Regions from separate parts of the Mus musculus genome. Here regions 1, 2, 3 and 5 are each linked to region 4. Evidence: chromatin loops called from intact Hi-C (ENCODE). Cell type or tissue: heart. All regions are shown on one strand. Region 1 holds the start of Cdkn1b (cyclin-dependent kinase inhibitor 1B). Region 2 holds the start of Ddx47 (DEAD box helicase 47). Region 3 holds the start of Strap (serine/threonine kinase receptor associated protein). Region 4 holds the start of Wbp11 (WW domain binding protein 11). Region 5 overlaps Strap (serine/threonine kinase receptor associated protein).

Region 1 (5,000 bases), 1.9 Mb after region 4:
TCTATGTAAATTTAGGGGCTGGGTTACTCTAATTAGGCAAGTGGGGTGATGAGATTTTTGACACATGGAAAAATCCACACTTGTGTTGGACCTTCTCAGTTGGTCCTAACATCTACTATCCATTTCCCCTATAAACATCCAAACCGTCCTGTTCCAGCAAATTAGCATACGGTGCTGACGTGTGGGAAGGCTGCTTCCTCTAGCTGTTCATTTAACTTCTGCTTTGTAACCTCAGGGTTAAAATCAATTCTGTGGGAGCATTAGTACTTCTGAACTTTCCAGTCTAATTTTTTTTTTAAGTATGAAGTTCCTTTCTCTCCAAAATTTACCAGCATACAAGGCACAACTTTAAAAAAAAATAAAAAAGTACCCAGAGGTGATGGCACACAACCTCTAATCTCAGCACTCAGGAGGCAGAGACAATACAGATCTCTGTGAGTTCGAAGCCAGCGTGGTCTACAGAGCAATTCCCAGAATAGCCCGAGCTGTTTGTTACACAGAGAAACCCTATCTCAAAAAACCAAAAACCAAAACAAAAGCAAAAGATAAAAAGAACTCGAGCCACGGCAGCTCTATTCACACTCCTAATCAAACGTGCACTATGGGTACCTAGTTTTTCTCTTAAGAACATACATGTAAGTATATATTTGCCATTTTTCTACAGTTCAAATGGTTCAAAATAGGCTATTGGCTCAAAACGAACCTCTGGGAAATGGGTTCTCATGAACTGAGACTGGAAAGGAAAACTGTCATTCCCAGCCTAAGTTTTAGTGGGATTCATAAGGATACGACCGTCCCTATCCTTTGGGGCCTTGGTGGCAAGTTCTTGCTTGGGAACCTCATTCTGATTCCACTTTAAGGTAAATATCTTGGGGTGCAAATACTGCATTATAGTCCCCTCAAGTGATTCCAGCCTTCCCCAGTGTTAATTTTTTTGATCAAGGAAAGTAATTCCTCCTGGCAGGCAACTAATCTGCCAGCAGTCCTGGGGTCTGCAGGCCCCCCGGGGAGCGCAGCCCAGATGGGGTGTCAGTTTTGTGTTCTTCCTCATTAACCCACCGGAGCTGTTTACGTCTGGCGTCGAAGGCCGGGCTTCTTGGGCGTCTGCTCCACAGTGCCAGCGTTCGGGGAACCGTCTGAAACATTTTCTTCTGTTCTGTTGGCCCTTTTGTTTTGCGAAGAAGAATCTAAGAGGGGGGCAAGGGGAAATTTTTAAGAGAACACACACAAACCATCTTTATTATCGACAACAATGGCTGACAGAAGTAGGCCCAAGGGATGAACAACCCACTCACTACCTCCACCCACGACCCCTGGACCCGTCATCCCCGGTAGCATCTAAGGACACAAAATAAGGTTGTTCCCACTAACACAAGGAGTATTCTACACCCCACGTCTCTTCCCCACCCCCATCCCCACCCCCACCCCCCCACCCCAGCCAAGGAGGAGGCAGTTGGTAAACATCCGAACTTTTGTCACGTATCTACAGCTGGCTAGAGGGGAGGAACTGTGATGCGTTCGGCTACGGAAGTTATCACATCTTACTATCTCCGGCTTCTGACTTCAAAATCATAAACAGGGCAAGCAGTCGGATAGGGGGTATGTCAAACCTAAGCTTCAAACAAGTTCGATTTCCCAGAGCTAAAGCAGAACACGCTGGAGAAAGCAAGTGAACAGGGTCTAGTAAAGGGGCGCTTACGGAGACAGACAGACAGACAGACATTTTAAGTTTTCCAAAGAGTCACTACCTTCTGCAGCAGGTCGCTTCCTCATCCCTGGACACTGCTCCGCTAACCCAGCCGGATTGTCTGACGAGTCAGGCATTTGGTCCACCAAATGCCGGTCCTCAGAGTTTGCCTGAGACCCAATTAAAGGCACCGCCTGGCGGCTCCCGCTGACATCCTGGCTCTCCTGCGCCAGCACCTTGCAGGCGCTCTTGGGGGGGCGCGGGGGCCTGTAGTAGAACTCGGGCAAGCTGCCCCTCTCCACCTCCTGCCACTCGTATCTGCCCTCCAGGGGCTTATGATTCTGAAAGTCGAAATTCCACTTGCGCTGACTCGCTTCTTCCATATCCCGGCAGTGCTTCTCCAAGTCCCGGGTTAGTTCTTCATGATTGACCGGGCCGAAGAGATTTCTGCAGGCGGAAGGCTTGGGGTGCTCCGCTTGTCTGGCGTCCATCCGCTCCAGGCTCGGGCTCCCGTTAGACACTCTCACGTTTGACATCTTCCTCCTCGGGCGGGTGTGGACCACCGCCTCGCCTCTCTCCGGAAAAAAAAAAATGAAATAAACAACAAAACCGAACAAAAGCGAAACGCCACGGATGGAGCGCAAAACCCTCTTCGAAGTTCTGCGACTGCACACAGACAGTCAAATGGAGCAGAGCCAGGCGAGCGACCGCCCGAGCCGCAGTAGCGCGCAGGTCTGGGGAAGAGAGGCGCAGGGACACCCCAGCCGCCGCGCAGCTCGAGGCTTCAGTGATCAAGTGTACTGGAGGGCGGGGAAGGGAGGGGAGGAGGCAGGAGGAGGTGGCAAACAGTCGGAGCGTAGGCTGGGGCGAGCCCGTGTGTCCCGCGAACGCAGCCCCTCTCCAAACCTTGCCGCCGCGCGAGTCTCGGAGCCGCGAGTGAGTCGGGACAAGGGATGAGGGGGGAAAACACCCCAAAAGCACGAGCCCCCCTCCTTTTTTAGTTGCCCAATATGGCGGTGGAAGGGAGGCTGACGAAGAAGAAGATGATTGACACTGCAAGTCTATTTAAACAGAGGAGGAGCTCCATTGGTCTCGGCGCCGGGAGCCGCTCCGCCCAGGCTGGCGAGCGCGCTCTTAAGGTGGCCCCGGGCGCGGCGCCGCCGCCTCTCCGCGCTCCCGAGCGCGCCGCCTCCCCGTAGCGCCGCCAGGACATTGGCTGGTCGCGTGACTACTCGGAGGTGTACGACTGCCAACAAACCTGCTCTGGCTGGCCCCGGAGAAATTAAAAATAAGACAAACAAACTAGCCAAACGGCCGGAGAGCTGGGGAGGGGCCAGCGCGGCGGCCAGGCAGGGACCCGGGGATCTAGGTCCCGGCGCTGCAGAGCTGCGCTGGCAGGCGCGTCACCGCTCCCGACTGCGACCTCCAGGTCTTTGCCCGCGAAACCTAGGGCCTGGACCAGTGGGCTCCTAGGTCGCTGGCGGCTTATTAGGAGCTTCGGTGGCTAGTTCAGCCCACCTGCATTCGCCGAGGTGGGAATGGAGGAGGGTATGCGAGAGATTCAGGAAACCTTGGCTCAGGGCCTGGGGCAGCCCACCCACCCCCACCCGGCAGGGTGCCTTAGCTGGGGTGCGGAATCGGCCGCTTAGCCTGACCCCAGAAGTCTCTGCTATGTAGGACAGGCCAGGAGGTGGTTTCAAAAAGAAGCCAGGACTGACCGCTCTTATCAGGGTGTTTCTGAATCCAAGCGCTTCCACCGTAGGATCTCGAGATTGAAAACCCCCAGTGCTCTCCCAAGCCTCTCTTTAGAGCCGTCCCAGACAGAAATCAGAAAAAGCCAGTTCTGATTTTCTTGGTTCCTAAGCACAGTGAAAGCCATTGCTATAGCGTGTGGGAACTCGCCTTTATACCCTTATGTTCTTTCCCGGGCGAAGCCGTTCCCTCCACCTGAGTCCAGACGCCAACTACAACAGTGCCTTCCTTCTCTTTTTTCTCCCACCAGCCTGTTGCTTCCAACCTACTCAGTACAATATTCAAATACAAGCAAATACTTTTAGAGAGCTGCAGGTTGTTAAAGGGCGAAAACACTTTCCTAAGGATCTAAGACTAGATTTGCAAGTGATTTATAATACCACCACCACGGTATTACCAACATCTAGTAATGTTGGGTGGGTTTTTTTCAGCTCCTTGGGCAACTTCACATTTCTCTATCACTGCTGAGCACAGTGACAGAAGTTAAAACAGAATAGCCAGGCCTGTCGTATCTCAGAGTTCAGTGAGATTTTAAGGGCTTTGCCCACTAGTATTCCCAAACAGTCTTGGTTTGCGCTAAACACAAAACATGTTACAGGAAATTAAATTTCTGGTTTAGTGTCCCAAAGAAGCATGGTTTTCCTATCTTCCTCTGGTGTAGGTGAGACTGAATATTGACTTGTTTTCTTAGCCACATCTTTGCCAGGATGTGTGTGTGTGTGTGTGTGTGTGTGTGTGCGCGCGCGCGCGCGCACGTGCACGTGTGTGTGTGTGTGTGTGTGTGTGTGTGTGTGTGTGTGTGTGTGCCTTGCCTCCTGCATTCAAAATGTAACAGTCCAGAAAGTTCTTAGATAGGTTTAGCCTCTTTTTACCAATGAGGAAATTGATACTCAGGTTTCCTGTCTGGGGACTTCTATTCAGTTGGTGGCAGAGTCTCCTCATTCTCGGCTGGTTTGGGTTTTGTCTGTTTTCTTCTGGTGGTCTCAGTGTTCCTGATTTTGTCTGGATTTGGATGGGTTGCAGTCTGCAGACTCTACTCTCTTACAAGGATCCAAAAGGTCTCTTTCCAGGCCTTGGATGCCCACAGATGTCTCCTTGATCATCAAGTGCAGCTGTCACAAGCCTTTGGTATCACTATCTACTAGTTCAGCTGAAATACAGATTCCAAAAAGATGGGTGGGGCTCATTGAGTAGGAAAGAAGGCAGCATCCAGGCGTGGACTTCAAATCCAGGCCTTCTGCACTGTTCAGTTGGGACCAAGGTGGGGAGTTGCCTCTTCTGGGGTGCTTTGTTTGCTGTGGTTTTGCACTGTGTTGGTCAGGCTGGCCTTGAACTCCTGGGCTCTGCCTCAGCTTCAGTAGCTAGGATGCTCAGCAAGACAAGAGGATCAGGAATTTGTCATTCTTGACTGCATAGCTGAGTTGGTGGCCAGACTGTGTTACAGGAGATTCTGTATCTGAAAACAAAATTCAGTCACTGGGACTATGGGTCCACCCCACTGTGTTCAGGTTGTCTTGGTTTTTGTAGATTTGGGCTAAGAGATGGCTCAGCAGGTAAAGGT
Region 2 (5,000 bases), 1.8 Mb after region 4:
GGAAGTAAGCAAAAGGCAGGACAGCTATTCCTGCATGAGGACAGAGGGCCGGGGCTCTAAGAAACAGTGTATGACGGGGCTATGTGAAGCCCCACCTGGGCTGAATGGCAGGGTATTAAACAGGTAGGAATGAGGCTAGGAAGGGGCTCATAAACCCCTAATGGATCCTGATAAACAGGGAATTTCACAGGTGGTGTTATTCTTCTCGAAGATAAACCCAGAGGAGGCAAGGAGCTGAACGGTCCACGTGATGGTGCACAGCTGTAGTCCCACCTACATGGGAGGCTCAGAGAAAGAGGAGCACTCAGGCCTAGGCGTTTGAAGCCAGCCTGGACAGCACAGCAAGGACCCATCTCAAAAGTAAAAGCGAACAAAAACTGGTTGAAAGGAACGTGGTGGGTGACATCAATTTTAGTATGGGAAACTGAAAAGCCAAAAACGGAGACAGGAACTATAGAAAAATCAGTTCTGGGAGGAAGTTAATGATTCTGGATACAGAGAACTTCAGGTTCAGAGAGAGAGAGCGAGAGCTACAAGCTACACAGGATATACTTATGCCAGCAGGCCTTCAGCTCATCTTCCTAAAGAATGGCGGCATGAAATACCCCTGGTTGCCAAAACTACTCGTGACCCATGAGCATCTTCATAACCTCGTTCCTCCCATTCACACAAAAGCCCTGAATTTCCACTCGGTTCGCATCCCTGAGGGGCATACACATCAGAGGTACAATCTATGAAGGAGGGGCTATGTCCCACATCTGAAAATTCTTCTTCTGTGTGTTTGCTTTGGTTTTTTTTTTTTTTTGTGACAGGGCTTCTCTGTGTAGTCCTGGCTGCTCTGGAACTCGCTGTGTAGACCAGGCTAGCCTCAAATTTAGAAATCTGCCAAGCCCTGCCTCCTGAGTGCTGGGATTAAAGGCACGCACCACCACCACCTGGTTTGACACCTGAAAATTCTAATTCAGTAGGTCCAAGTTGTTTTAGAATAAGGAAATAGAGGATGGTGATAGAATCGCTATTATAAAGCCAAAGGAAAGAAACAGTAGCTAAAGAGACAGGCTAGTAAAATACTGTGTTGAAATGAAAAGATAACTTCAAGAAAGGTCTGATCAAGGGTGTTGGAAGATACAGAATAAGCAAGATGGATTTTCTTTCTGGTTTTTTTTTTGGGGGGGGGGCGTTGTTTGTTTGTTCTTTGTCTTAAAGACAAAGTGTTTTCCTACTTGCTTAGTAGACCAGGCTAGCCCCAAACTCTCAGAAATCCTCCTGTCTCTGCCAATGGAGTGCTGGGATTAAAGGTGTGCACCACCACGCCTAGCTTTATGGTGGATTCTTTTTTTTTTTTTTCCTCTTTTTTTTTTTTAATTACGTATTTTCCTCAATTACATTTCCAATGCTATCCCAAAAGCCTCCCACACCCTCCCCCCCCCACTCCCCTACCCACCCATTCCCATTTTTTGGCCCTGGCGTTCCCCTGTACTGGGGCATATAAAGTTTGCCTGTCCAGTGGGCCTCTCTTTCCAGTGATGGCCGACTACGGCATCTTTTGATACATATGCAGCTAGAGTCAAGAGCTCCGGGGTACTGGTTAGTTCATAATGTTGCACCTACAGGGTTGCAGATCTCTTTAGCTCCTTGTATACTTTCTCTAGCTCCTCCATTGGGGGTCCTGTGATCCATCCAATAGCTGACTCTGAGCATCCACCTATGTGTTTGCTAGGCCCCGGCATAGTCTCACAAGAGACGGCTATATCACGGTCCTTGCACCAAACGCTTGCTAGTGTATGCAATGGTGTCATCGTTTGGAGGCTAATTATGGGTCTCTTGATGGTCCATTGTATGGATTCTTAATTCTCATCTCTTAGAGCTAACAGTCAGGATCTGCCATGCAAATTCAGACAGTAGAGTGCTCTAGGGGTTTAAAACTGTCGTCCCACCATTCATTAACGTCAGTGTCTACCTCCCAAATGGTACAGGCTTGTGCCACCGTGATCACACCTGGCTTTATATTTATTTGAAGCAAGGTCTCTGCCTCCTCGGTGTTAAGAACTCAAGTAGTCCTGCCATACCCAGGGAGAGATTATATCTTTATTTCACTTGGAATTTGACAGCAATAGCTCTTAGAAGCAACACAAAAACTGAATATAATGCCACACTGGCTCTGTACTAGCCTGCATATTTAATTCCAACCTACCTTGCAAGGCCAAAGGAATAGCTTCGATCTGGATCTTGGTGGGCTTTGCCCATCCCAACTGGTCACAAGCTTCACACAATACATCCGTAACACCCTTTGAATTCAGAAAACCATACTTTAGCAAAGAATACATCCTCACCTTTATCAGAGCCATCCTCCTGGTGATACGTAGCCCTTTGCACTTTACATAACTGTACATCTCAGACCCTGCTTTATATGAACACTATGGGACAGCGCCTTGAGACAATTTCTCTTCACCAGGGGCTGCTGTCAACTCTTTGCATGTATTATCTCATTTAACCCGTCAAATCAGTTCCGACCAGTGGCTAGCTATTATTCTACCAAGTGCCTCACGTGTATAAAGTGAGGCGCACACCATAACAACTTGCCTCTTGTAAGGAGGTCACGCGTGACCCTAGATAACATAAGGCTCTACAGTAACTGGGGAGAAAAACAAACGGGGGCTCTCACGACCCAGCGGCATCCTACAAGGCAAATGCACCCGAGGGAGCGTGAAGAGACCCCGAGTTTCTGACAGCCTGAAGATAGCATGAGCTAGGCCCCAAGGTGTTTTTACACACCACCGGCTGGGATATGAAGTACCCAAACCCTGGGTGAGCCTAAACGCCAACATCACAAAATAAATACCAGCATCACCCATTCTCACCAGGTCTTTAAATGTTTTCGTTTCCTCCTCTTCCGCAGCTGTCTGAAGGGCTCCAGAGGGGGAATCGGGTTCCTCGTCCGCCGCCATCTTGCTCGTGGGCTCCGGAAGTGGGGCCGAGGCGCAAGGCGTGCTGGGAAATGTAGGCGATTACTTTCCTAGAGTGTAGGTTCTGAACGCCTCCTGCTGGCGGGTCTGGCGTGGCAGCGCCCCACACAGGAGGGACTTGGAAGAACAGCAATGGCTGGAAGCCTGTGTGCCTAAGGAACTGAGACGATCCCTTCTTGCTGCCCTTTGGGTATCTGCCCTATTTTTTATTTTTTTAAATTGGTTTCTTGAGGCAGGATTTCATTCTGCAACTTCGGCCTTCCAGGGCCTTGGCTGTCTTCCCTTTGGCTTATCACTTTTCTAACTATAGAAATGTAAACACATGGACATCACGATACTATTTATTCATTACTTCATATATTTGACAACTGACAGCCTGCCATATGCTTGGACTGTGCTAGGTGTCTAATGATAGAGCAGGACAGTATCAACTTCCACTGCAAAGAGAAGGCAAACAATACATAGGTAATAATGGGCCACTTTGAATTATGAAAAGTGCTACATAAAAATAGGGGAGCAAAGCTTTGGGAGAAAGAATTGTCAGGATTGCTGCAAGACTGAGAAGGTGTCTCTGAGGCAGTGATATTTGAGCTGGGACCTTACTGATACCAGAAAGGCCGTTCTGAGTTCAGGGGACACCTATTCAAGACTGGCAGATCTGAGCCGAGCGTGGTGGCACACGCCTTTAATCCCAGCGCTTGGGAGGCAGAGGCAGGCAGATTTCTGAAACCCTGTCTCGAAAAAACAAACAAACAAACAAAAAACTGGCAGATCTGTGAATACAAAATTCCTGAGACCCGTGAGATATCTGAACTGCCACCACTTAAGCTAGTGAGGTACAATGTATGTTACATGCCCTGTGCCTGCAAGTGTACCCTAGTGGGGAGGCATTGGCATTCTCAATGTGTGGGGCACACTTTCTGAAACTGAGGCATTAGAGACAATCTGCTATGCTTTTCTTCGTGGTATCCCTTTCTCTGGCAGAGTGTGTTGTTAAAATGTGCGCAGCGCATGTCAAACATACCCTTAAGAGTATTTAGGGCTCCAAGTCCTGAGGCTGTTGTGGGAAAGGCCATAGATTTAAATATAATATAACTAAGATTGGGAGTGGTGGCCCATGCCTTTAATCCCATCACTCAGGAGACAGAGGCAGGTGAATCTCTGTGAAGTGGAGGCCTGCCCGGTCTACATAGCAAGTTCCAGAACAGTCAGGGTTACTTGGTAAGACCCTGTTTCAAATATATATTATATGTGTGTTATATTACAAGTGTGTATGGATGGATGTAACAACCTTCTACTAAAACACAGAGAAGCAGAAACTACACTTGAAGAGGTTTGTGATGATTGCCTGTGGAGGGAGGGGAATTAAGATAAAATGCACAAGTCGGAATTCAGAAACAAAATGACAGAAGATAAAAGAATAAATAGAAAAAGCCAAGGGAGGGGACTATGGTGGTACACTCCCTTAATCACAGAGCTTGGGAGGCAGGGGCAGGCAAATCTCTGAGTTCAAGGCTACCCTGGTCTACAGAGTGAGTTCCAGGACACCCAGGGCTATACAGAAAAACCCTGTCTGGAAAAACAAACAAAAACCATTGCTCTCATTCACCATGATGCTGGTCTTCAGAAAAGAAACTGGGAAAGGAGACTGCCTCAGAGACAAGAGGCGGTCTTTGTTTCCCTGACTCTAGAGACAAAATGGATGTTAAGTATGTGCCACCTGGGTGAAGTGAAACTCAGCAAAGCGTTGGGGTTGGAAACCATGGCAGACCAGAGGGATTTCTCTGACTGTTTCTTTATCAGTGGTTCTCAGCCTTCCTGATGCTACGACCCTTTAATACAGTTCCTCCTGTTGTGGTAACCCCAAAACATAAAACTATTTCATTGCTACTTCATAACTGTAATTTCACTACTGTTATGAATTGTAAATATCTGATATGCAGGATATCTGATATGCAGGATATCTGATATGCAGGATATCTGATATGCAGGATATCTGATATGCAGGATATCTGATACGTGACCCCTGTGAGA
Region 3 (5,000 bases), 910 kb before region 4:
ATACCCCCAAAATTGTCTTGACTTCCTCCACACAAACCCACACACACACAAGAGTAAATTAAAGTTACCTGCATTGATTTAAAAGCACACACAGGTTAGTAACTATACATCAAAAAGTATATAAAATATGACACATGCCTCAATGATTAAAGAGAATCATGTCAGTTTGATAATAGATGCAAAACCCAAAGTAAAAACAGGGAAAGTGTATTATGGCAATGGTTTAGTCCATCTCAGACTGTATCAAAAGACAAAGTGAACTGAGATGAGACGATGTATCCATTACTACAGTGACTGAAGACTCTGTATGTGTGTGTGTGTGTGTGTGTGTGTGTGTGTGTGTGTGTGTGTGTTCCAAAACTCAAGCCTGGCCAGTGTGATCCAGACCACCCTCCTGCCTGCTAAAGACAGTCTCTTGGCTGCCTTCTGATCATTTTGGCTCTTCCAGCACCAATTCTGCCTGCATGCTGCCATGCTTCCCACTATGATGATAATGACCTGAACTCTGAAACTGGAAGCCAGCCCCAGCTAAATCTCTAAGAGTTACCTTTACCTTGGTCATGTTGTACCTTCACAATAATAAAACCCAACTAAGAAAATGAGGATCTAATGAAAATTAAGAATCTTTCAGACAGCCATCTTTAAAACCATAGAAAACAGAAAGTAAATTTGAGGTCCGGTTTTAGATTATCTAGAGCCAGTAATAAAGCTGAGTGAAAAGGTGCCTGGAGACATCACTGTATAGCACTCACTAAGTGTTCAAGACTATCTGTGAAGGACATCAGCAGCACCCATTGTCCAAGCTGTATAGCTCACCACGTTCCTGGTCTCGATGAGAGAGACATCAGTCCTTGAAACATCTCAAGTCACAAGGATGCTCAGAGAGCCAGGACAGAATCGTGGTGAGATCAAACACCATGTACTGTCTATAGCATCCTCGGAGTCAGAACCTCATGTCTAACTGTGAAGTTGGAGAATCTGGCCATGTCACCACAAAATTCAAACAGAATGAAGTTAGCCATTTTTGTTACACTTACGCTGTGAAGTCTGCAGCTGCTGTCGCAGCTTTGGTGGCATCCTTATTCAATGTTGCACCCCAAACAGCACCTTTATGACCCAAAAATGTTCCAATCCAGTCTCCTGTATCTCCCTGGCGGAGCATGGGCTTGCCATCTAGAAAATATTTTCAGACATCTGTGATTTAGAAGCATGCAACGTAATACCAAATCCTGAGCAGCAAACTACTGGAAAACCGTTGTTCTGACTGCTCCCCCCTACTCCCATTAAGCCGTGGGGGCGTGGGGGAGGGTGTCCCCATCCTGGTCTGTGCATATGGTCTCAGTGACCTAGGGACTAAGGAGTTGTAGCCACTCTTCCTGGGAAGCATAAGCAATTTTGGGACCGAATGAGAGGCCTCCCTCATCACCTTTGCAAACTCGGATTACAAAGCAACTATAAAGACCTGGGAAACGCTCTTCCACAAGACCTGATTCCGATTCCCAGCGCCCACACGGAGGCTGACAACAGCCTCTAACTCCGGCTCTGGACAATCTGATGCCTTCCTCTTGGGGCACCCCTTCACACAGGTACAAGCATGCATAGAGACAACACAGGCACACATAAATAAAAACTTCTGAAAAACCGTGGGCTGGATGCCAGTGACATGCGGTGTCAAAACGATCTAGATAGCCGCTTTTTACTTTGGACCACATAAACCTAACGTACACTTTCGTCGGGGAAAAAAAAAAATGAGGCTCACACCACAAAGGATGAAACAATGAGTGAGAGGACATAAAGGGCACTCCTCTCGGCCTGGCCTAATTTCTTCTTCCCGTAAATCCTTGGCAAACACAATGTAGTTGTGTGGGTAGAAAGGCGAGGTGTTGGGGAGCACTAACAACGGTGGGGAGGAGGGACGCATAAAGCCCGGCCAGGGGCGACCCTCTAGTCCCAGCAGCGCGATGGCTGTCGCTGGCAGCCACGACCCACCCACCCGTCGGCACTCGGGAGCCGCGGCCGTCGCGGGCTCAGCTCACCTTTGCAAGCGCTGATCAGAAAGTAGCCGTAAGGCGTGATGCCGCTGAAGGCCAAATCCACCACGGGCCGCGTGTGGCCCGAGCAAGTGAGCGGCGTCTGCCTCATGGCCATGGCGGCGGCGAGCGCGGTGACGCGGAGCGGGGACCGAGGGTCGCGGTCGTCCTCCTTCTCTGCCGCGGCGCCTCAGGCTGCTTGAGGCCCCCGCACTCACGCCGAAGGAGGCCGGCTCCAGAGTCCCCGCGACTCGCGGCCGCCAAGGGAGGGACAGGGAGGGAGGGAGGAGGGGAGGGGAGCGCCGGAGAGCCGGCCTGCCGCCACTCACGGTCCCTACCGGTAGCGGCAGGACGTGACGTCGCCCGACGCGTCGCGTCAGCCGGAAGTGACGACTGGCGGGAAGGCGGTAGTTCCCAGCAGCAGCGCGAGAAGCAGTGTGCGCAGGCGCGAGCTCGGAGACCGAACCCATGCTGCTCTGACGACGTCAAGCGCGCGGCGTCCCGTTGCTACCCAGTGTTGGGAGCCGCCGAGTCCGTCCCTTGTAGGATGCTGTTGTAGAGTTGTAACCTTCTCATTGCTAAGCTACAGACACACTTTTCCATAATCATCTCACATCTAACTGCCTACCCAGTAGCAACCATTCTGTCGCTCTCCTTCCCACCCCCCTCCCGGCATACACCGTCACAACTCACAAACAGTAATGACTTCCCTAATAGAGTGGTTATGCTAACAACATTTATATCCTGGTGACAGATAAGTGACTGGCGTTTAGTGGATGGCCAGCAAATGCTTATTTGCAAGTGGGAAATATTCACTTAGTGCTCAGCAAGGATCCGTGACAACCTAACTGATAAGGGCTCTTTCAGTGGCTCTAGCAACTATCACTGCGGCTGGGGAGGGAGAGACCCCAGTCTACTGGGCTAAAGTTCTTGCCATGTAAGCATGAAGTGTGATACCCAGTACCGACAAAAAAAAAAAAAAAGCTATACATGGTGTGATACATGCTTGGAATGCAGCACTGAAAAGATACCAATCCCTGCCAGCCAGCATAGCAATCAGTGAGTTCCAAGTATGAGTGAAAAACATCTCAAAAACAAAAGAGTGTAGATGCATCTGGACCAGTGAGCCATTCTTCACTGAGAGGCTCCTGAGAGGAGGGACCGAACGGATCAGAAATAAAGAAGACAGGAAAGTTGGGGTCAGGAGGTTTTCCCTAAAACTATGTCTTATGCTAAGCTAATTTATTAAGATGTACAGCATCTTATATACTGTTTGTATGGGGAAAATGGAACAGAAAAACCTATCATACAGTGGGACGAAGTCATCAGAAAGCTAACCAAGCAGTGTTGCACAAAAGGAACACAGAATACTTCATGTGTGCCACAGACCAAGCACACACTGGCCTGGGACTGACTACTCCAGTCTCTTTAGGAGGAAAAGTCACGTTCTCACAGACTGAAATCTTAACTCTGGGGGGCCTGGTTCCAGACTTTGCTATGTCTGACCCTGGTCAAAGGCATAGAGTTGGTATCCCCTTTCCCCTTTCTGAAAGCCTCTTGTATCAGCCTGGAACCTAACAGTGAATGGCTCCTGGGGCTCCTAAGACTGACTTCTGCCTACCACACATGCACACACTACTTTTAAAGTGCATATCAAGCATATGTTGGCATTATAATAGACACTGTAGAAGTGACACAAATCCTCTCTACATGAAGAGATCTATGGGTGGCAAAAATGCTCTGTAGATCACTGTGAAAGAAATTCCACAAATAGGCTATCTGAAAATAAATGAAGGTGGATGCCTACTTCATGATAGATAAACTATTCACACACCATGATTATTAATTTGGGATCTTATTATGCTCATTGTTAATCATACCTTTGGGATTTGGTCATCTGTTAGGGCTTCTTTAAAGCCCTATTTTATTCTGCTTTTATTTTTTTTTCTTGATATATAGTCATTGTTCACGGTTACGGAATAGAGTAGTATTTTGATGATTGCAGATCAAATCAAGGTGCTAAGCATAGCCATTACCTCTAAGGCTGTGACTCTAGTGTCTCCTGGGGGGTTTGTTGTAACGGAAGGTTCTGTCTGCAGGTGAGAGTACAGGGAAGCAGGAGAAATGAAAAGGCCTAATAAGTCTTTGAAATAGAGCAGGGAAATGTAAGCTCTCTCTCTCTCTCTCTCTCTCTCTCTCTCTCTCTCTCACACACACACACACACACACACACACACACACACATCTTATATGGCAGTATAAGCTCCTCCACACGTTTTTACTGTGATTGCTAAAGTTAAAAAAAAAAGATGAAGCCTGTGTGTGCATGCTCACAGCATGGCACGGTACTTCCTACTCGTGGATAGCAGAAATGCCTCTTTGTGACCTGTGACATTGAGCTTATGTCAAACCACAGGAATATCTTCCCCAGGCCCTGGTCATATGAGGCTACCTCATCCAAATAGTGATTATGCCACCATAGGCATCCCAGGCTACCCACACTCAAAGGTACAGGCAGACTGTACAGAGCATCTGTGCTTGGGGCTGGACTCTTAAGGGCTATTTTAGAATTCTGCCTATAATTGAGGATGCTCTTGGAGAAGACTGAAATTCTGCCAGGGGCCAGCCCTGGTGGGATCTTCTTTCTTGTTGGTTCTTCTTGAGGCAGCAGAGGGTAAGACTTTGTCTTAGGAGGTACAGATTAATCCGAGGCCGACCATCTCAGGAAGATCACCTGCTAGTTAATAGCTTGTCCTATTATGGCTCCTGACTTTGTCTTAGGAAATACAGGGGTAAGACTTTATCTTACAAGATATTTAGGGTTTCTGTATAGTAATAAAAAGTTTACTATTCTAAGTTACTACGCTACTGTAGCTGACCTGCCTTCTGTGTTCCTCTGAGACCAGAGACTGCAGTCTTAGGCACTTAGCATCTCACCCTAAAACAGCAGGAGATTAAGTAAAGGATTAA
Region 4 (5,000 bases):
CATCGGGACTTCTCTCCTTGGAAGCATTGGCGTTGCCGTGCTCAGCCTCGGGATAGATATGATCATTCAAGCCATCTTGGGAGCAGTGGAGAGGACACAGCTTCAGGCAGCCATCAAAAGTTATGAGAAGCACCTGGAGGAGTTCAAGGCTGCCTCAGCAAAGTACCATCATGCTATCACTGAGGTTGCCACTGCTGTGAAGCGCCAGCTAAGATGAACAGGCAGGTGTCTACACTGGGATACTTTGTGCTGCCCTCTCTGGCACCATGCTTATTTCTTTAGGGTAATTTTCCATTTGTCTCCAACAACGTGGATACAGATAAACAATTTGGGGTGCTTGGGTCTTAGGTCAACAGTGAGTGTCCAAACCAGCTGTAGTAGACCCTCAGGGGATAAAGCTCTATCCAGTTTTCTTACCCTGTTGTCAGAACCACTGAGGTGTAAAGGCATCATAGACCAGCAGGCACAGGCTATTGCTTCCTTGTTCGCAGCAAATGTCTTCAAATATTCCTGCTAAATGGAGAGACCATTCCCATTTCCTGTTTCAAACATCACTTAATGTCTAATAAGACAGACTTAATAACATCTGACTAGACACAGACCTGTGACCTTCAAGTAAAACATACATAGTGCTGTTATTTTTACCCCCAGATCAAAAACAGTTGTTTGTGAACTGGAAAAGACTGCAAAATCATATCAACATTTTCTTCCACCAGATTAAATACAATTGTCTGCCACCCGGAAATGAAGGCAGAGCAACCTCAACAACATTATGTTCCAGAATGAACGAAAGCCATGCATCTGCGAGGTTCTCCTCAGTTCAAAGCGTGGCTGGATGGATTGGGAAAGGATGAGATAATAAATGTTGTCTGTAATGCAGTCAATATTGACCACCTGTTTGTCATCTATCTCTTGAGTGGTCAAAGTGTGTGGAACATTGTAAACAAAACAAGGCATAAAATGCAGTGATCCCTGCATAAAATATGTTAGAGTGAAGAAAAAGGCTCACTCCCTGTTAAGAATTTGTTGATTAAAGGAAAGTAATTAATTTCTATTTTTCAGGGGGATAATTTTATTTTCAGTACCACCAAAAAGAGGCAGCTCCCTCTGCCCCATAAAGCATTTGCAGACCTATGTTAATTGCCTCCTGAACTCAGGAAAAGGAGAGGCCATGGAGGCCTATTGATGGAACTTAGTTTCTCTAGATACAGCATTTGTTTTCTAAACCTTTATCTAACCATTCTCACTAAGCCGTTTTTAGGGTCTACTTCAAAAACCATTGTATGTAACAATGTTGAGATAGTCCTGGTTATAGTCGTTTGGTTTTTAACGCAAAGACAAAAATAAATCATTGGTATAAAGTATCCAGTATATCTCAGGAAAATTTTACAAGCAGATGAAGAATTTTAACTAGCCACATAACTTTTCCAAATGTATTAATTTCTATGTTATCACTGGTTTTATAAATTAGTTTCAAAATATCACAATTTGTGTCACTTTCTAAATTTATTACCTGGTTTTTATTTTATGAACTAATAGGTCTTGCTATTACTGACACTCAAAGAGTAATCAAAACAAGAATTAATGACATTCCCAGGCATCAAGGCTTCTAACTGTAATTCAATCCATCTAAACAATGAGACAGAGGGATAGGGAGATGGTGGCCAGCCCAGATTATTTATTGAATACTTATTTTTTTTCCCACTAAGTCAAAGGTAGTTTTAGTATGGTACTGATGTTACATTGTTAGGGAACACATTTGTTTTAATATAAATTGTAAATGTTCTATTGGTTATTAATTCATTGTAACATTAGTGCCTATCTACAACATCCTAAAAATTAATATACACCTCAATCAGTTCTTTCAAAGTACTTGATGTCAAAAATTCCCTTAGGACCTTTTCTGTTAAGGATGCTGAAACTAAGTTGAAAAATAACCAAGTGTGAGGGTGTTTTTGGTTTTTTGATTTGTGTTTTTTTGTTTTTGGTTTTTTGTTGTTTTGTTTTGCTTTTTGGTTTTTTTTCGAGACAGACCAAGTTCACACTTTATGAAGATTTCGTTTTAAATGCTTACCTTTAAGGGGAAAGGATGGGGAGGAGTCTTAAGGAATGGGGATGTAGAAGGGAAATATAATAGCTATTTCTGGTTATCAGCTATATCTAGAACAAACCACAATCCAGAATTGGAAGGTTCACCTGTGATCCAGATCTTGAGGCTGGGAAATACAAGTTTCTGACCTTGATCTTGGCATGGAAATCTTGAGGCATAGTGGCTATGTATCCCCAGGAGAGTAAGGTAAGATCTCTGAGTACAAGGCCCAGATCCAGGCGTGGCGGTACACACCTTTAATCTGAACCACACCTTCTTCTGGAGATCTATAAGACATTGGAAGATGGAAGTTTTTCTCTTCCTCCTCTGCTTGCATTTACTTGCCAGCCCATCAGTTGGAATCTACTAGCCTGGTGGGACTGAGCAACTCCTAGATCCTTGGACTTCCCATTCACAGCTGACCATTGTTGGGGAGGTGGACTACAGACCGTAAGTCATCATAACAAAGTCCCTTTCTATATAGAGACTATCCACAAGTTCTGTGACTCTAGAGAACCCTCAAAGGAAGACTTCAGATAAATCTAGAGTGTGCAATGACATCATAAAGGAGTTTGGGTTGATGCAAAGTTCATTTGAAGTGTTATGTAATAACTTCTCCTCTGGAAAATCGACAAATGTACCGTTTCTCTTTTAAAATATACATTTTCGTGTAGATTTATGAGTCTCCCCTAGGAACTATTTGTTCAGTTCATCACATGCTGTAGGTTTAGAGGGCTGATGTTTGCTGAGCACCTTAGACTCGGTGCCCAGTGTTATTACCTAACTTGTTTTCTATGGAAGCATTCCTGAAAAACAGCATCCATTTACACACGACAACTAACACAGATCCAATGGCCGACACAGAAGCGTACGCATACCGCTACCTAGTGTGTCCCCAGAGAGAAGCAGTTGCGGAAATGCGTCAGAATTCTGAGAACAATTGGCCAATCAAATAGCAGCTTCCTTACTTTTTATTTCTATTGGGTTATATTAGTGTCAATCTACAATACTCTGGAATGAGGCGGGTCTCTTGGCCTATAGTTATCCAATCGGATAGTGAATGAGAGCGGAAGTACCTCTGGCTCTGAAGTTGTTGTATTCGCTCTATGGGCCCAGTGCCTGGCAACGCGGTGAGATCGCGGCCAGCGGGAACAGGAAGTGACGTGAGCTGGCGGAGGGGCGCGAGGTTTCAAGATGGCGGTTCCCGGGTGGTTGACCGAGGGGCAGAGGTGAAGGCCCCTTCGCAGAGAGTCCTCCGGGACCGCCCGCTAGCTGCTCTCGCCGTCCCGGGAGCCTCGCAGTCGTGTGAGTGCGTGGGGACTCGGTGCTCCGTTTTCCGCGACCCTCCCCGGGGCCTGCGAAGCCTTCTCTGAAACACCAGGCCCAGAGGCCGCGCTCTTCCTCCGCTGGGCCCGGGGTGGCGGGAGCCTCGGGTTTCAGGGCTCGGGGCCGGCCTGGCACTGCGTCCGACGGGTTCTCGGGCGGGATCTCCCGCCGGGTCAGACCCACCGCCCGAGTGCGGCGACCGGTGGCGGCGGGCTGACGTCTAGCCGCTCGAGTCGCTATCAACCGTCGCTATGGTTTCGGCAGTTGCTGTGAGGCCTCCTGGAGTGGACCCGGACCGGACCGGACCGGTCGGGTTGCGTTTGTGCTGCCTGGGTTCCCATGGTCTTTTGACCTTGTCTCTGCCAACGTTTGCAGGCAGAGGCACTATGGTCTTGTAAAAATTCTCCTTGACTCGTAGCTGATTGGTTTTTAGGTGTGTGTGATGGGATGGCGTCAAAACGAGAGCCCGAGGCTGGTTTAAGAAGGGAAACACTAAAGAAAAGATCAAAAATAGAATTTGTTGTATCCGTGCCTTTTTGTAGTTCCCTATAGTCAGTACCCTTCTCTTCCCTTCTTCCCAAACTCCTGCCCCTTCTGCTTTCTGATAGAGAAACATCTGTAATGACATAATCGACACCGATCAGTTCTGAAATATCTGGGAAGCAGCAGGGAGCCGGCCAGCTGAACGCTTGATGAAAAAAAGCATTAACTAAAACAACTTACAGAGTCCCACCTAAGGAGCCAAGGGAATTAGAGTCTCAAATTTACCTCGGGATCTTCCCTTTCCTAATGTAGAAAGAAAGTAGATTTGTTTAATGCTTAAAGGGGGAGCCACAGGAGATGTAGCCTGTAGGAAAGTGTCGCACACTTTGAACAGGAAATATTTGTTCCTTTTTTTACTATGGGCAAGGCTAATTTTTGGAAGTTTCATTCATTTGGAATGGAAGAGAAAGAAGTGATAATAATGAAAGCCTGGCCTTAAAATATTTCCCTACCGTGACTACCACTTTTAATTCCCTCAAAATACATAAATCAGGAGTCATATGTGCTAGTAAGAATATACTTTAATGTTAAGTTTGAGGAGTTCTAATACTTCATTTTTTATTTCTTTTGTTTGAGAGTCATAAATCATTTGATTTGGTATTAAATCAAGATAAATATGTTTGAATGGATTGCATTTTGCCATCTGGCGTGTGGAATGAGCAGTCTAAGGAGAAAGTAAAGAGCATGTATTTGTCTTTAACCCAGATTCATTATCTCCACTCCTGTTTCATATCCCCTTATACAGGTCGGAAAGATGTCCTCAGGGTTTGCATTGCATTGTTAGAATATTTCTCAATTGGTTTTGGTTTGTTTTGAGATCGTCTCATATGGCTCAGTCTATATTCCAAACAATAGCATTATAAGTGCAAAGTTCTTGTTGATTTCTTTATTCAGTTAACAGCACTATATAATCCATAGGAAAGGGTTAAACTTTTGAGTAGTTAATGATATTCTCACTGTGTTGACTAGTACAGATACTAGCCTTTTCTTTGTGGTCAAGAAAGGTAAAGAAAGCCGGGCGTGGTGGCGCACGCCTTTAATC
Region 5 (5,000 bases), 920 kb before region 4:
ATCCTGAGTCTACTCCCACATAAATGTCCGTTGTGCAGGAAGGGCTCTCGACCTCACGTCATGGTTAGAAACTGTCTAGGGAGCTTTTAGACCCTGTCCCTGAGTGTATGCGAGGAGACCCATCAGTCATGTCCACGTGCACGAGGCCTGGACTCCAGAGCTAATGCTTACGCACTCGCGCTTAAGCTTCCTATAACGTATTTCGACTGTGTACATTTATTAAATTTCTTTTGCCATGGACCAAAACGTTCATACACTGAATTTTTACATACCCAGGGCTCTTAGAAAAGTTAATTAATTTTTATTTACCCAGCTCTTCCTCTGCTGTTTCTGGAAATCCGATCTTTGGCTTTGCCAGTTCCCCGCTGTCTTCCTCTGTGAAGAGACAAGCAGTGGTGACTGACCATGAAGGAGGGCAGGTTCCCACCAACACACACAGCACACGTCCTCTTAACAGTCACTGTGATTCTAAAAGACATCTCAAAGTCACCTTTAGTACAACAGCCACTCTGGGATCAATAATAAGTATTTGGGATTTTTGTTTTGTTTGTTGGTTTTTTAAACCAAAAACATGTTTTCAGTGGTAAGGATCAAGTAATACTATAAACAATTAGATGGATAACTTTTAAATTCTTCATACTGCCTTCTACCAAGCTTTATTTCTTTTTGTATGGATGCTCTTGAAACCACCGGGCCATCTCCCTAGCTACTTTGTAATAAATGTTGAATTCAGGTCATTCAATTCATCACATAAAGGACACTGCTCAGTTAGAATCATGACTTCATTCTGCTTATACCATATTACATAATTCAAAATCTAAAGGAGACAAACACAGTGAAACAGAATAAATGATACAAAATGTATGCATTATAATTTGATAACTTTGAAGAGACATCCTTACCAGGAAGCACGCATTTCCACAGGCCATAGGTCTTTCCTACCACAGTTTGCCACAATCTCAATGTCCCATCTTCAGAACCGCTGGCATAGAGTTCCCCATCAGGACTGAATCTCACACAGTGAATGGGACCAAAGTGACCTTTGTAGGATTCTGAAAACAGTGAAGAACAGGGATATCAGACTTAATAAATGTAAAGCTACTGGGGTAGACACTGATGTACTACAAAAGACACTGTCTATTCTGCTGGGAAGATCATCTCTACCACTTCCCTAGAATGAGCCCTTTCCAATCCAGTATGGCAGAGGCAGACTTGTCAACTTTCATGGGTCCATGCAGATCTTGTCTGAGAGACCTTGGATCTGACGACCTGAAAGAAAGGATTGGACTACACTCTGAAGCTGTGGACAGCGTTACTGCAGTTTCTGTGTACTTTTATACATTAATGTAGCAAAGAAAGCAATGACCCAAAAAAGGTTGTTTGAGTTCAGAAAAAGATGATCAGAAAACATGAAAATAAAGACCAATAAGCATAGCACATACTAAGCATTAACAGAGCAGCCCTTTTCCAGAGTTAGCTCAGGACCAACCAATTTAAACACAATTTCTGCCTGGCACATACTATAGGTTAGACCTGGGCATGCGCAAACTACATCAACTCAGAGCAAACTGAGATCAGCACTCAGTATAGCCTTCCCTCAGATTAAGTTCTATAGCTGCGCTCTGACAGCCGACAAGAAGAAACATGTCTTACAAATTCAATGTAAGTGTTTAACGCAGGAGGAACAAAAATCATACCTAAGACCAATGCAGCTGAGGGAAACGGCCGTCTGCCATCTTTCCTGCAGCCTCTCAAGGTTCCCTAAGGTGTTATTCACTGTACATCACTCTTTTGACTGTATGCCGACACACACTGTCTTTCAAAGACAGAAATGAGGTCTCATAACCCACTACAAATTGAGAGGCTGTCAATAAAGACTTAATTCTACAGACTAGAGCTCACGTCTGTGAACTCCATCCCAGTTTCTAAGTCCTGAATTCACACCTGCTTTTAGAGGAACTAGTTCCGTCCATGTCTACGGAGGGCCACCAGATGGAGCTCTTTTACACTCTATCCTTGATTGCCTAACCAGGTTATCTAGGCTTCCTAGTTCCACCACAATGCTGAGACACAGACTCAATAGGGACCTTACTAACCTTACATTTTAATATGAGAATGTATAGATCAGGAAGGTTTTTCTACTGCAGGAAAAATCTTCCACATATAATCTTATGCCTCATCATCTTACTCTGCAGTTTCCTCAAGCTGAGTAGCCAGAGAATAAAACCATCCAAGTAGAGGGACTGGGATGGAATTACTTGTCTACCATACACAAACCTCCTGGACCCAACCCTTACCCACAACCCCAAGTTCCATGAACAGAGACCGAGATGAGAACAGCTGCATCCAAAATCCAACATCTGTCCATCTCTCTCTCCTTCACAGTCTGGGTGAGCAATGCTAAGGCTCTCCTCCACCCCAGCTCAGCCACAGCTCTCAAGCTGAGAATAACGGAATGTGTGACTGAATCATTCTAGAACTGACTTAAGCAGCCCCAGTCCACCTGTTTTCCCCAAGGAACAAAACAAAACTGCTTCCTGTTCTTTGTGTCTAAATCCAGCTAGCTAAGTTCCTTGGGTGGAAAACCATAATACTTATGTACAGGTTAAAAAAAAAAAAAAAAGTGCCAGCTTATAGACAGAAAAAGATTTTTCAAACTAAAAGCAAAACATAGTGGGACTTGGTAAGTAAGCATAAAAGTAGTGTCTTAGTCAGGGTTTCTATTTCTGCATAAACATCATGACCAAGAAGCAGTTGGGGAGGAAAAGGTTTATTCAGCTTACACTTTCTACATTGCTGTTCATCACCAAAGGAAGTCAGGACTGGAACTCAAACAGGTCAGGAAGCAGGAGCTGATGCAGAGGCCATGGAGGGATGTTCTTTACTGGCTTGCTTCCCCTGGCTTGCTCAGCCTGCTCTCTTATAGAACCAAGACTACCAGCCTCGAGATGGTACCACCCACAAGGGGCCTTTCCCCCTTCATCACTAATTGAGGAAATGCCTTCCAGTTGGATCTCATGGAGGCATTTCCCCAACTGAAGCTCCTTTCCCTGTGGTAACTCCAGCTGTGTCAAGTTGACACAAAACTAGCCAGTGCAAGTAGGTACTGAAAGTCTTGCTCTTTGACCTATCTAGCATACTACTACACATACTCTAAAGTTAGGATGTGTTTGCTTCAAATTAATCACACATCAGCCATTCTACTTCTTAAGAACTATGAAACTTAGGGAAATAGCAAGACTCCAAAAAACAAACTAATAATATTATATATAACATGTCAACATGTAACTAATATATTATAATATTTTATATATTACTGTGTTAAATTATATTTTTAGATTTACAAATTAATTTTAAATCTGAAGTATAAAAAATATTTAAAATAAAAATTATATATAACAAATAATATTATATATTCTAATCCTATACACATTACTCTTTCTAAAGGTGCCTTGATAAACCAGTGGGACCCCACCATTCTCTAGAGACTCTTGGGGATTCCCTGGTTGAAGAAAGGAGGCTGAGTGAGCAGGATTTTGTTATCTGTTCTCTCCTTAGGAAGAACAAAATATCCTTGTATATGTTTTGTATTTGACTTGAAATATAAATAATCCATCCCAATAAAGCATCCAAAATCAGTGAACTACAGAACATCAGCGTAAAGATAAGACTCAATTAAGAGGAAATGAGCTCAGTATATTTTGTCTGAGGGTCTATAATTCTATCCAAAATGGATGAAACACCTTTGTTTTTGAATGTATGAGTTTCGAGTTTTAGTGAGCTGGAAAACTTACTTTCAACACACCACAGGTTAATACCGAAGGCACTCATAATATTTTGACAGTAAATTCAGGCAGTGGTTCCCAGCCTTCCAAATAATGCAACCCTTTAACATAGTTGTGGTGGTGTGGTAACCTCCACCAACCATAAAATTATTTTTGTTACTACTTTATAACTGCAATTTTGCTACTGTTATAAATCATAGTATCTGTTTTCCAATGGTCTTCAGCAATCACTGTGAAAGGGTCATGTGACACACACAGCCTTAAAAGGTGGAGGAAACTGCTGATTAAAGAGAGAGAGAACGAGGCTCACCTAACTCTTCTCCACTGTTATAATCATACTTGTACAGTTTAAAGTCTTCTCCACCCGCAACAAGAAACTCCTTCTCTGGATGAAGAGACGCAGAATTGATGGTCGCAGGAGCTTCAAAGGATTTAATTGGCTCCAGACTGTGAAGGAAAAACATAAAAACATAGATGTCTACAAAAAATTTAAAACTGTATAAATAACTGTCTAGCCACATTAAAATTATTCCTGAATCCTGAAACCCAATGCACAGTAAACATAGATTCAGCTAAGTATAAATGGATTTCAAAGGAAAAAAAAACCACTAACGAGCAAAAAAGTTCAAAAGATTGCTACATTGGTAGACCCAAGTGGATGTCATCTCAGGGAGACACGGAGTAGCGGGAACTCCATTTTCTGAACAGGAGACACTTTCTGGACATCAGTGTCTTGGCTGGAGACAGAATCAGTATGGAGTCCAGATCTTCAACTCAACATCCTCCTTGCCTTAGCCACTCTCTGGGGTCAGGTTTATAGACACACAGTCCAGGAAAGAGTTTTGTGAGAACTCTCCAAGAAAACTAGCCTCATGAATTCAGTTTTCTTAAAACATAGAATTGTTCTTGGAATGTGTTGCTGTTGACCTCCCAGGTGCAGTGGATAGCGATGTCTTTACTTCAGATTATTCATTACTGCTTGTTGCTATTATGCAATTACATGTTTAACTATCCGTGTGACTCTACAGTTTGAACTCAAAGATAACTTTACTCACATGACCTTTGTCCTCAGAGTTTATAAACTGTCTGATGGTCTGAATAAAGTTGGCGACTGCATGAAACTTTAGTCCACCTCCTTTATCAGCTCCGTTCTCCCAAGTCCCACCCACTCAGAGCAGTGACAATGCCAGATTATTTTTCTTTTGAAAATTTCAC

Evidence for each region. Hi-C counts contacts between places; a loop is a spot of excess contacts. Peaks named below come from ENCODE experiments on the same cell type or tissue, not always from the same donor. Only the 100,000 strongest peaks of a DNase experiment are listed, where the experiment ranks them.
Region 1: it touches region 4 in a loop (4-fold over the local background); 2 of 42 quality-filtered maps call a loop at or near these places.
Region 2: a loop joins it to region 4, with 5 times the contacts of the local background. A loop is called at or near these places in 2 of 42 quality-filtered maps.
Region 3: a loop joins it to region 4, with 3 times the contacts of the local background. A loop is called at or near these places in 9 of 42 quality-filtered maps.
Region 5: a loop joins it to region 4, with 4 times the contacts of the local background. A loop is called at or near these places in 9 of 42 quality-filtered maps.

What each region holds. Positions count from the first base shown.
Region 1 is chr6:134,918,143-134,923,142 of GRCm38, reverse strand. Cdkn1b (cyclin-dependent kinase inhibitor 1B) reads right to left here and starts at 2,742. Exons shown (of 3, transcript NM_009875.4): 1 at 1,749-2,742; 2 at 1,060-1,187. The coding sequence starts at 2,223. The coding sequence ends at 1,069. In heart, CTCF peaks have their summits at 1,889 and 2,891; DNase peaks (open chromatin) are centred at 1,542, 1,942 and 2,832; H3K4me3 peaks cover 3,548 bases; H3K27ac peaks cover 3,813 bases.
Region 2 is chr6:135,009,590-135,014,589 of GRCm38, reverse strand. It overlaps Ddx47 (DEAD box helicase 47), which reads right to left and starts at 2,978. Exons shown (of 12, transcript NM_026360.3): 1 at 2,862-2,978; 2 at 2,195-2,288. The coding sequence starts at 2,948. In heart, no CTCF peak of the experiment used is centred here; a DNase peak (open chromatin) is centred at 2,999; H3K4me3 peaks cover 1,462 bases; H3K27ac peaks cover 763 bases.
Region 3 is chr6:137,732,503-137,737,502 of GRCm38, reverse strand. Strap (serine/threonine kinase receptor associated protein) reads right to left here and starts at 2,421. Exons shown (of 10, transcript NM_011499.3): 1 at 2,037-2,421; 2 at 1,038-1,173. The coding sequence starts at 2,148. In heart, no CTCF peak of the experiment used is centred here; a DNase peak (open chromatin) is centred at 2,422; H3K4me3 peaks cover 2,469 bases; H3K27ac peaks cover 1,675 bases.
Region 4 is chr6:136,826,414-136,831,413 of GRCm38, reverse strand. Wbp11 (WW domain binding protein 11) reads left to right here and starts at 3,198. Exons shown (of 12, transcript NM_021714.4): 1 at 3,198-3,394. BC049715 (cDNA sequence BC049715) reads right to left here and starts at 2,571. Exons shown (of 3, transcript NM_178776.3): 1 at 2,345-2,571; 2 at 418-513. Smco3 (single-pass membrane protein with coiled-coil domains 3) reads left to right here. Exons shown (of 2, transcript NM_001039558.2): 2 at 1-1,483. The coding sequence ends at 217. In heart, a CTCF peak has its summit at 2,993; a DNase peak (open chromatin) is centred at 3,193; H3K4me3 peaks cover 2,484 bases; H3K27ac peaks cover 1,912 bases.
Region 5 is chr6:137,744,739-137,749,738 of GRCm38, reverse strand. Strap (serine/threonine kinase receptor associated protein) reads right to left here. Exons shown (of 10, transcript NM_011499.3): 7 at 4,096-4,232; 8 at 903-1,052; 9 at 310-375. Among named protein-coding and RNA genes, the nearest start is that of Dera, 7.3 kb to the left of the region's middle. In heart, a CTCF peak has its summit at 1,980 (motif pointing right); no DNase peak of the experiment used is centred here.